4 separate regions of the Mus musculus genome follow, and regions 1, 3 and 4 are each linked to region 2. The links are chromatin loops, found by intact Hi-C in ENCODE. Cell type or tissue: left cerebral cortex. All regions are shown on one strand.

Evidence for each region. A loop is a pair of places that touch in the nucleus more often than their neighbours do. Peaks named below come from ENCODE experiments on the same cell type or tissue, not always from the same donor. Only the 100,000 strongest peaks of a DNase experiment are listed, where the experiment ranks them.
Region 1: a loop joins it to region 2, with 1.9 times the contacts of the local background. A loop is called at or near these places in 2 of 42 quality-filtered maps.
Region 3: a loop joins it to region 2, with 2.0 times the contacts of the local background. A loop is called at or near these places in 2 of 42 quality-filtered maps.
Region 4: it touches region 2 in a loop (2.7-fold over the local background); 4 of 42 quality-filtered maps call a loop at or near these places.

What each region holds. Positions count from the first base shown.
Region 1 is chr9:99,214,445-99,216,944 of GRCm38, forward strand. It overlaps a transcript of Cep70 not described here. Among named protein-coding and RNA genes, the nearest start is that of Faiml, 22 kb to the right of the region's middle. In left cerebral cortex, no CTCF peak of the experiment used is centred here; a DNase peak (open chromatin) is centred at 1,026.
Region 2 is chr9:99,138,149-99,140,648 of GRCm38, forward strand. Pik3cb (phosphatidylinositol-4,5-bisphosphate 3-kinase catalytic subunit beta) reads right to left here and starts at 2,063. Exons shown (of 24, transcript NM_029094.3): 1 at 1,843-2,063. It also overlaps the pseudogene Gm2773. In left cerebral cortex, no CTCF peak of the experiment used is centred here; DNase peaks (open chromatin) are centred at 1,456 and 2,207; H3K4me3 peaks cover 1,895 bases; H3K27ac peaks cover 1,173 bases.
Region 3 is chr9:99,218,523-99,221,022 of GRCm38, forward strand. It overlaps a transcript of Cep70 not described here and the pseudogene Gm2950. Among named protein-coding and RNA genes, the nearest start is that of Faiml, 17 kb to the right of the region's middle. In left cerebral cortex, no CTCF peak of the experiment used is centred here; a DNase peak (open chromatin) is centred at 1,016.
Region 4 is chr9:99,433,330-99,435,829 of GRCm38, forward strand. The region is part of intron 1 of Mras (muscle and microspikes RAS); the gene reads right to left. Among named protein-coding and RNA genes, the nearest start is that of Mras, 2.1 kb to the right of the region's middle. In left cerebral cortex, no CTCF peak of the experiment used is centred here; DNase peaks (open chromatin) are centred at 123, 417, 1,021 and 2,121; H3K4me3 peaks cover 2,500 bases; H3K27ac peaks cover 2,500 bases.

The DNA.
Region 1 (2,500 bases), 76 kb after region 2:
TGTTAGTCACCCTCAGGAAGGAAATGTGCGGCCAAAGCAGTGCTAGAGGTGCTAGGTGTGGCCGTGCGTGGCTGTAGTTTCAGTATTTGGAAGGCAGAGGGTCGCCACAAGTTCAAAGGCAGCTTGGTCTACAAACGTAGTAATTGGGTATAAAACTAGGAATTAAATGTAGGGGAAGAGGTTGGCCTTTCCCAGGAGGAGACTAAAAGTCTCTGAATTTTGGGCTGAGGGTTATTAGTGAGTTTAATTCAGCTTTTTTTCTCTTCTTCTTCAATGTGCCTCTGAGATCATCTCTCCAGGATAATGCTCTGCTCTGTCAAAACCCTTCCCAGGCTTGCAGATCTTCAGCCTCACCCTAAACCCTGTGTCTTCTCCCCTCTCGTATCTATGTGTGGAAATGTTCATAGGCCTTCGTCTGTCCTGGCATGGCCCTGGCTGAGTAGCCTCCCTCACAGGCTTGAGTTCAAAAAATCAGAAAGTTAGCCTTTTACAACCTCCTTCCTCTTCCTTACCATTCATCATCCCCCCCTCCTCCTCCCCCTCCTCCTCTTCCCCCTCCCCCTCCCCCCTCCTCCTAGTTGAGGTAGAGTCTTGCTATATAACACAAGGCAAACCTCTTTCTGTTCTCTCCCAAGTGCTGGAATTAAAAGCATGTGCCATTACCACACAGGATTTCAGTATACTTTACTTTAATTTGCATATGGTAACTGGATATGTTCATGGAGTGTGGTGTGACATTTTCATACAATGAACAATAATCCAGTCAGAATAACCAGCATCTCCATCAGATACCACGTTTGTTTGTGTTGGGAGCACTCAAAATCCTCTCTATTAGCTATTTTTGGGTAAAACATAACTCTTGGTCAATTCAATATTGCTAAGAGCAAGTGGCCAAAATTCTCATGTATTTTTACCCTTATTTAGATAAAGGTATGTACAACCCCGTCAGTTTTAAAAGTAGATGCATCCAAATTGTGCAAAGTATGTGAGCCAGGAAAGGAGTGACAAATATAGCAGCTTCTCTTGCCATTGCCTCAGACTAGAGATGCTGCGTGTCTCACGGGAAAGAGGATATATAAATGACAGGATGTCTGTAAAACAGCGCATTGTACAATGGTAACAAGATGATGGCGGCAGCCACGCCCCCGTGGCTAGACCTTGAGTGGAAGAAGACTGACTCCCAGAGTAGGTAACATCTTTCTAAAGTAAGGAAACAGATGACTGACCAGAAAAGAGTGGAGAGGGAGGAGACCCTGAGCAGCGGGGTGGGGGTGGAGAAGTGGGGGTGCGGGGTCTAGGGCTTCTGATGTGTGGGCAATGGTCTGGACACATGTTCTAGTCACATGGTGTTTGCAGTACAGTACAGATGTTACTCATCTTTCCCAGTGGTTTATGCATTCTTTGCTACTTTTCGCAACCCAGAAGCATTCTAGTGGGTCCCAGGTCAGCTAGGGGCACATTGTGAGAATCTGCCTCAAAACACAAAACAAGCCTAGGAGGTAGGGTGCACACATCTTTAATCCCAGCTCTGGGGAGGCAGAGGCAGAAGGATCTATGCGTTTGAGGCCAGCCTGGTCTACAGAGTAAGTTCCAGAACAGCCAAGGCTACACAGAGAAACCCTGTCTGGAAAAACCAAGACACACACACACACACACACACACACACACACACACACACACACACACACACTCCTAAAACCTAAAACCTAAAACCTTTAAGTCATTTTAGGGCGCTAGTAAATTAATTTGTATCTCTATAATATGCTACTTTTCTGTTACTATGTTAAATACCATTCCTACAGCTACAACTAGAAGGAAGGTTTATTTGGGCTTATGGCTCCTGAGAGATAAAAGTCTGTCAGGTAAGGAGGCATGGCAGCAGGAAGGCAGAGTGGTTAGAACAGGAAGCTGAGAAACCACATGTCAATCACAAACACAGAGCAGAGAGAGCAAAACAGAGGTGAGGGAGTTTACAAATTCTCAAAGCCTGGCCCCAGTGATAAACTTCCCCAAGCAAGACCCGGCCTCTTAAACTGTCCCAGACAGTATCACCAACCGCTCAGACAAGCCCCTGAGGGAGATTTCTCAATTAGACTTCTACACCTAACTAGTAGTAAGTAGCTTTTTCATATTTGCTTTTATCGACTTGGATCTTCTCCCTTCTGAAATGCCTTTTTAACTATTTTGTTCCTTTTTTTTTTTTAAACTGGGCTACCTGTGACCTTGATGGTTTTATGTGTGAAGAAATGTTCTCTCTCTCTAATGAATATACAAAATAAGTGTCCTTATGATCTCTCTCTCTTTTTTTTTATGTGCAGATTGTTTTGCCTGCATGTGTGTCTGTGTGACGATGTTAGATTCCCCTGGAACTGGAGTTACAGATGGTTTTGAGCTGCAATGTGTTGGGAATTGAACCTGGGTCCTTTGGAAGAGCAACCAGTGCTCTTAACCACTGGACCATCTCTCCAGCTCCATGTTGTTGTTGTTGTCATCATCATTA
Region 2 (2,500 bases):
TTTTTTTTTTAAAGTATACAACAGGGCTGGGGACAGGTAAGCTCTGGCATAAAGCACTTCCCTGATATAAAAAGCCCTGAGTTTTAAAAAATAAAATAAAATAAATCAACATCTGACTTGTGGTCAGGCCAATGATCTTTAGCACAAGAAAAGCAACCTGATTTTTCCACTTTGTAAAAACACCCTGAAGGTGGAATGTCCTAGTCAGTGTGTGAATCACGAGGGTAAACTAAAGATGCTTCTTAAATCCTTTTGGCTTTAGTGACTACAATTTCAATTTTACCATTTCAGATTTTTGGTCTTCCAAAACTTGGGCAATAGCCTAATCCAAGCCACCCTGATCTTTCACACATTATATAGTCTTTCTACACAGTTCTGTCTTCTGCTTTCTTTTTTAAAAATCTGTGTGTGTGTGTGTTGTGTGTTCCTCAGATGCCACACATCTTATTTTTTTAGGTAGAGTCTCTCATTGGCCTAGGGTGCCATGATTCTGCTAAGCTAGCAGGTCTACCAGCAAACTCCTGGAATCTACTTGTGTGCCCCTCCCCAGCAATGGGACTACAAGTGGATGCCACCCTAACTTTTAACATCTATTCTGGATATGCCGAGTTCTGTAATCCAAAGACAAGGGAGAAAGAGGCATGAATCAAAGCCAGCCTAGTCTATAGAGTGAGTTCCAGACCACTGAGGACTAACACCGCAAAGTTCTGTCTCAAAAGATCCATAACACCGCAAGGTTCTGTCTCAAAAGATCCAAAACAAAATAAAACAAAACAAAACAAAAAAACTTACAAAGCAGTACCAAGACCCGCAAGTGATAATGAACTCCTGGAAACTCAGACTCCTTGGAGATTTCATTACGACTGGTATTCCCAAACATCCATTCAGCACTTCAGAATAAATACTCATCTAATTTAATTATGATGACTTCACCAGACAGTAAGTAACACTGCCCACAACGATGTTTACAAAAGCACTTGTCACTCCCTTCGGATGTAGCAATGCAGGAAAAAAGGAGTATGTTTCCATACTCTTCCTGTGTTTATACTCTGTAACAAGTGACAATTTAAGTGTCACTTCAGATGGGTTAAATACCAAAGTAAGTCAGGTAACATGTCCCACCACCATCTTCCACGTTGTGTAAACTCTGATTCTGATAGGATTCTTAGCACTAATTCACTCCGTACCCAAGACAGGTTTCCAAGTCAGCCTTTCCAAGAGAGAAACTACAGAATTCTAGGAAGAGACTACAGAATCCTACTCTGGCCGCTGTAAGATAACAGGCTCCTTCGTTAAGCAACTCGAGTTGAGCTTATTGCAACACTAGAGCGGTTCGGAAATAAATTTGCCCCCAATACCAACCTCTAGGAAGGAACAAGCCAGAGCCAGCAAGGATGCTGCAGTGAGCGACTCCCAAAAGCTCCCGTCCACCGAGCACTTACAGCGAGGTTAGCACGGCCTCCCGCAATCCCGGGAGGTGAGTATTCACAGTTCCCGCTTCACGTCTCCTCGGGGTATTTCAGCCAAGGCCGCGCGGGACGGGTTAGCCGCAGCACCGGGACTCTGACCGGTCTGAAACCGGAGAGCCCGGAATCGTGCGGTGAACGCTGCGCCGAAACACCTGAGGGTCCGCAGCCGCCGGGCGTCCGCACCGACACCGGCTGGGCCGTGCCGCGCCCGCTCTCTCTGTGGTCGCCCACCGGGCGCCCTCCGCTGCTCGGTGTCCGCCGCCCGAGGCCTGGGCGCCGCGTACCTCGGAGCCCGCGCTCCCGCGGCCGAGCCCGGCAGGAAGCGCCCGCCCGAGCCGCCAGCGCCGCAGCCCGCGCCGCCTCCCGCGCTCACCTGCCCCGCGCGCCGCCACCGGCTCCCGATCCCGCAGCGCCGTCAGCAGCTCCCGCAGCCGTGCCCGCCTGGCTCCGACACCCGCATGCCCCGCTCCCAGTCTCTTGCTGCCTTCGGGGCTCAGCGCGACACCCGCCCACCGCCCACGACCATGGCCGGCTCCGTCGCAGCCGCTGCACCGCCCGACGGAGCACGCGCGCGCCACCGCCGTGCCCGCGCCTGCGCGAGCGCGCGCGCGAGCCTCCCGGGCTCTCCTCCCCGCTGCCCGGCCCCGCCCACCCTCTAGGGCCAATCCCCCGACGCCCGCCTCCAGGCAGCCCCGCCCACTCACCGCGCAAGCCCCGCCCCTCGAGGGGAGGCAGCACCAGCCTCGCCCTGTGCGGCTGTCGGTGCCGCGTTCCTACTGCGCTGCCGGCGCGCTGGGGTTGGCTCGCAGAGCACTGCGGTGTCTGCAGCCCCCAGCTCGCCGCCTTCGGGAAAACCTGCACCTCCCGGTTCCGCTTCTCCGCAGACTCCCCTTTGTTCCCACGGCCCAGCTGGCCTTCCATTCCCTGCGATGTGAACGATCATTTAGATGTAAAGAGTCCAGCCTTTGAAACACTTCTGTGTTCGTCTCTGCACCACCGCAGCTGACGTTTGGCTGCCAAACCTTACACTT
Region 3 (2,500 bases), 80 kb after region 2:
GAGCTGCAGGCTGAGATGTTGTGGTGTTGCCATTTCTACAGGAGCAGCCATTTTGGACAGCTCCTGTGGGACATTTTACTCCAGAAGTCATAGGCTGGGATGGGAAGGAGGGGCCTGCTGCCGCTTTGACAGATTTTTGTGATGCAATGACTTTTGTGCCACCCAGGGACTACATACACTAGCTGTCCTGGAATTGTAGACCAGGTTGGTTTAGAGATCTGCCTGCCTTTGCCTCCCAAGTGCTGGGATTAAAGGGCATGTGCCACCACCACCTGGCAAATTCTGCTATTCTTTATGACTAAATAAAAACTATTATGTATGTCTGTGTGTAACTCACATTCTTTTTTTAAAAGAAGATTTATTTATTTATTTTATGTATATAAATACACTGTTTCGATGTCTTCAGACACATCAGAAGAGGACATCAGATCCCGTTATAGATGATTGTGAGCCAACCATGTGGTTGCTGGAAATTGCTTTTAACCTCTGAGTCCTCTCTCCAGCCCATAACTCACATTCTTTATCTATGCATCTGTAATCTGGTTCCACATATTAGCTGTTTTGAATAGTGAAGCATTAACCATTGATGCACAGGTATCTTTGTGCTATATTCATATGCTGGCTAGTTTTATGTCAACTTGTCAACAAGCTGAAGTCATCTGATAGGAGGGAACCTAAACTGATCAAAGATGGGGCTGTAGGGAAGCCTGCAGAACATCTTTATTAGTGATTGATGTAGGAGGGTTCAGCCCATTGTGTGGAGGTGCTACCCATGGATGGTGGTCCTAGGTGCTATAAGAAAGCAAGCTGAGCAAGCCATGAGGAGCAAGCCAGTAAGCAGCACTCCTTCATGGTCTCTGTATCCGCTCCTGCTTCCAGATTTCTGCAAGGTTTGAATTCCCTCTGTGCCTTCCCTTAAAGATGGTGACTCAAGAAACATAAGCCGAATAAACCCTTTTCTCCCCAAGCTGTTTTGATTATGGTGTTTCATCATGGCAGTAATTACTTTAACTAAGAGAAGTTGATTTAGAGCCCAATAGATACATTCTCATGAGTGGCCTAGCTGGCGTAAGATAGTTCTACTTTTAGATTGTTGAGTAATCTGCTATCTATATTCTTGCCAAGTACATGAAAAGCTCTTACATCCTTGACAGTATATTTTTCCTGTGCTGGGATATGAACCTAGGATCTCATGCATGCTAGGCAATTGCTCTACCACTGGATTATATTCTCAGCCCATTTGAAAGTATTTTTCCCCCTGATGATAGCCATTCTGACAAGGGTAAAGTAGAATCTCAATGTCACTTTGATTTCCAATGCCCCGAGGACTGAGGAGATTGGACATTTTTTTTCATGTATTTGCAGGCCATTTGTATTTCTCGTGAACCCATTTATTGATGAATATTTTTTTATAGTTTAAAGGACATATTTATCAGGAGATTAAGAGGTGCATATCCATGGACTATAGTTCATAGCTGACACTTTTGTCACAGTCAAGCAGAAATGTAGCCAGCGCCAACCTATTTTGTAGACACTCTTGTTCTGTTGTTCAGAAAAACGTTTGCACCACAAGACTTGGACTTGGGTTTCAGGATCTTCTCTTCCATGTCATAGCTCCATCCATTTTTTTTTCCTGCAAGGACAATTGCATCTTCTTTGGTACTGAAGGTCAGAACCATGTTGGAGAGGGGATCAGCTGTTGATGCCCAACCCATCCAAGGATTTTTCCCATTTCTCCCTGGTATCAAACACCATCTTCCATGCTTTGTGTTGCTTACTCCAGGCTGCATGTTATTGTGAGCAAGAACAAAGAGGCTGATCTTTCTGGTTTTGATGTGCTCTCGAGGAACACCAGTTAGAGTAGTGATATCCAATTTCTCATCAACTGTTACGAGCTGTGTGTCCCCAGTTTGATCCTGTGCCAGCTTCCATGTGGATGCTCAACAGCCTGGATGGAACTCTGAGGACAGAAATGGCAGGTGTAGCCACTGCTCTTTGCCCCGACAACACCTGTCTTAGTGACACGGACATTGAGACCACCGCCATCTCCCTGTGGACAAACACCGATGAATAATTTTTTTATGCCTAATTTTTATTTTATTTTATTTTTACATAGTCTAAATATTATTAGTCATGTCAGACAGCAGCTCTGTTTCCTGTTGCTGTGAGAGCATACTCTGAGAAATAGGCGAGAAAACAATTCTTTTTTTCTCTCACAGTGCCAGCTTACAGATACACGTCACAGCAGCAGGGGCTTGAGAGAACTGGTGACCTCCCATTCATAGTTAAGAAGCAGAGAGGAGAAGCTTAGTGCAGATATGTTTATGTTCAATCCCTCATGCAGTTTTGGACCCCCTGTCTGGTGCCACCTGCAGTAGGCACTTCCTACTTCAATTCATGTCATCAAGATAATTCCTGACAGGCACACCCACAGTAGCAGTCCTTCATTAAGACTCTTTTCTCAGGTGACTCGAGGTTATGTCAAGTTGACAGCTAGAGC
Region 4 (2,500 bases), 300 kb after region 2:
CCAGGGAAGACAGTATCCCAGTCACTGTAGATTCTGGATTCTGTCTCTGTCCCTTCAGGATGCTCTAAAGATGAAAAGTGCCCAGCTGTGACAAAGAGCTACACAACAAGTCTCCAAAAACCATTTCTGGAACAACGGGCATTAGACCAGGGATGGCCAACCCGTGGCTCATTTTCAGAGATTTGTAACTGCCCCCAGTCATATGCTATGACTGCTAATCTTGTCTTTGCTTGACAAAATTTAAAATCATCTAAGAATCTAACTCCCGGGCACGTCTGTGAAGGTGTTTCTAGAGATGTTTAATGCAGGAGGGAATACAAGCATCACCAACGGGCTGGTACCTCTGAACTAAATAAACAGGAAGCAAGTCAAAGCCAGCACTCATCTCTCCTACTCTCTATCTATGGGTGCAGCATGACCAGCCATCTGTCTCATCACTATGCCTTCTCTGTCAGGAGGGGCTGTACTCTCAAACTGTTGGTCATCATGAGCTCTTCCTTAAGTCTCTTTTTCCAGGCCTCCCGCCACAGTGACAAGAGAAATTACCAACATGCACGCTCAACTCTGCACATCAAACAATGTTCTCTACTAACTTCTCGTACACATAAAGAGTAGCTTCTCGAGGTCATGCAAATCATGAGTCTAAACTCCAAGCCTCATCCTTCTTGACCGTCTACCCCACACAATAAGTAGCTGGAAGGGTACAATGATCTCCAAGAGCCGAGAGTGTCTTTGGGAGATCTGAGCCGCGTCTAGCCTATTGTTATTTGTGTTTTGTTACTTGCATCCCTGCAGATTTGGACCACAGGGCCGGCCTGGAAGCATCATATTAAATTCTAAGGGTAAGGCTTCAGAGTCTATTGACAAAGCGCTCAGCTCAGCATCTGTATCATGGGCACCTGGTAGGTGCTCCAGATTGCAAGATGCTCATAGCCAACTCCTCCATTTTCCCCATCTCTCTAGAAAGGTGCTGATAGCTCATAGCCGGCTTATGCCTGCACTCAGACCCTCTAGATACTAGTGAGCATTACAGCTTTGCACAAGAACCCAGTTCCCACTTAGCCCGGCTTGCACAAACAACACAATACCCAGGAGCAGTATGTTTTCAGGTCCTTCCAGGGAGGTGCACTGACTGGGGCCTCTCAGTGGTAGACAAGATTACAACAACAACATGTGTCCAATACAGGATAGAGATCACAATTTCCTGAGAACTGAGTCGATCCAGGAGACTGGTAAACACATGATGTTAGGACCTGTCACTTAAAGGACTCAATTCATTAATATCCTCCCTGGTTCTGGATGATGATCCCTGGAGCTCAGGGACCAACCTCAGGGGGGAAGTGACTTGTCACTGTATACAAACAGTATGAAACATCTGGGCCTAAAACTAGTAATAAAAGTTCCATTTGTCACTCACCTCCCCCAAATCTTATAAATGCAGCCAAGGCGAGTGGTATGTATCTTTAATCCCAGCACTCAGGAGGCAGAGGTCAGAAGATCTCTGTGAGTGGCAGACCAGAGAACACAGTAGGTTGCAGGCCAGCCACGGCTATGGAAATTGCTTTAGACAGGAGCAAGGCCCACTGCTCTAGAGGGTAGTCAGTCACCTGCCTCCCCAGAGGGCCTTTCCTCTCCATAAGGAAATGTCAAGGTCACATCTGGGGGTGGCAGTTTCCACCAGAACATTGGACTTGCTTAACCTCCCACTACAAAGAGACCAACCTTGAAACCCACTGCAACAGAGCCCCCACACCTCCCACCGGGCCAGAGAAAGGCCAAACCATGCCATGAAACGCAGTCGGCGAGGCTAACTGCCTGCAGGGTACTATGAGCACACACACACACACACACACACACACACACACACACACACACACACATCCCCGAAGAAACACCACGGCCTGAAACATTTTCAGCCCCAGTCAGCAGGGACATGCAATTTACAGGAAATAAGAAGGTTTACGGAATGTTAGCAGCTCAGATTTCTTCTCTGGGAAAAGGGGCAGGAGAAAGTCTACGAACTGCTTCAGTGAAAGTGCTTTGTTCACAGCTGAGCCCTTACATGCGTCAGTTGTTAATATACATAGCTGCCACCCCACACTTCAACCCACCACTGCAGGACGTGCGGACTGGTACACTAGGAATGTACAGTGCAGGCTGCACAAGCCTTAAACGTCAGCATCTTAGAGCCTCACTCACAACAGGCCAGAACAGACACGGGGTCAAAAGCACAGGCATAGGCACAGTCCTGGGTAGGTTAACGTCCCACTTCTCCCATCTTTCTGGAGGCGTCCTGTCTGAAGATAGGCAAATTCCCATCAAGTACCAGGGCTTTGTAAGCTTTGCTTTAAGCATTCTCCGCTCACTCCTCGGCCAGCCAGACCTCTGGAGGCCACAGTTTTGAGCGTCATCAGTCAGTCTCTATAATTTGGTCCAGAGAATCAAAAACACCATTGTAGCCCAAGAAGGTTCCCCACCATCAGGAGCTGCCCCAGCGCTC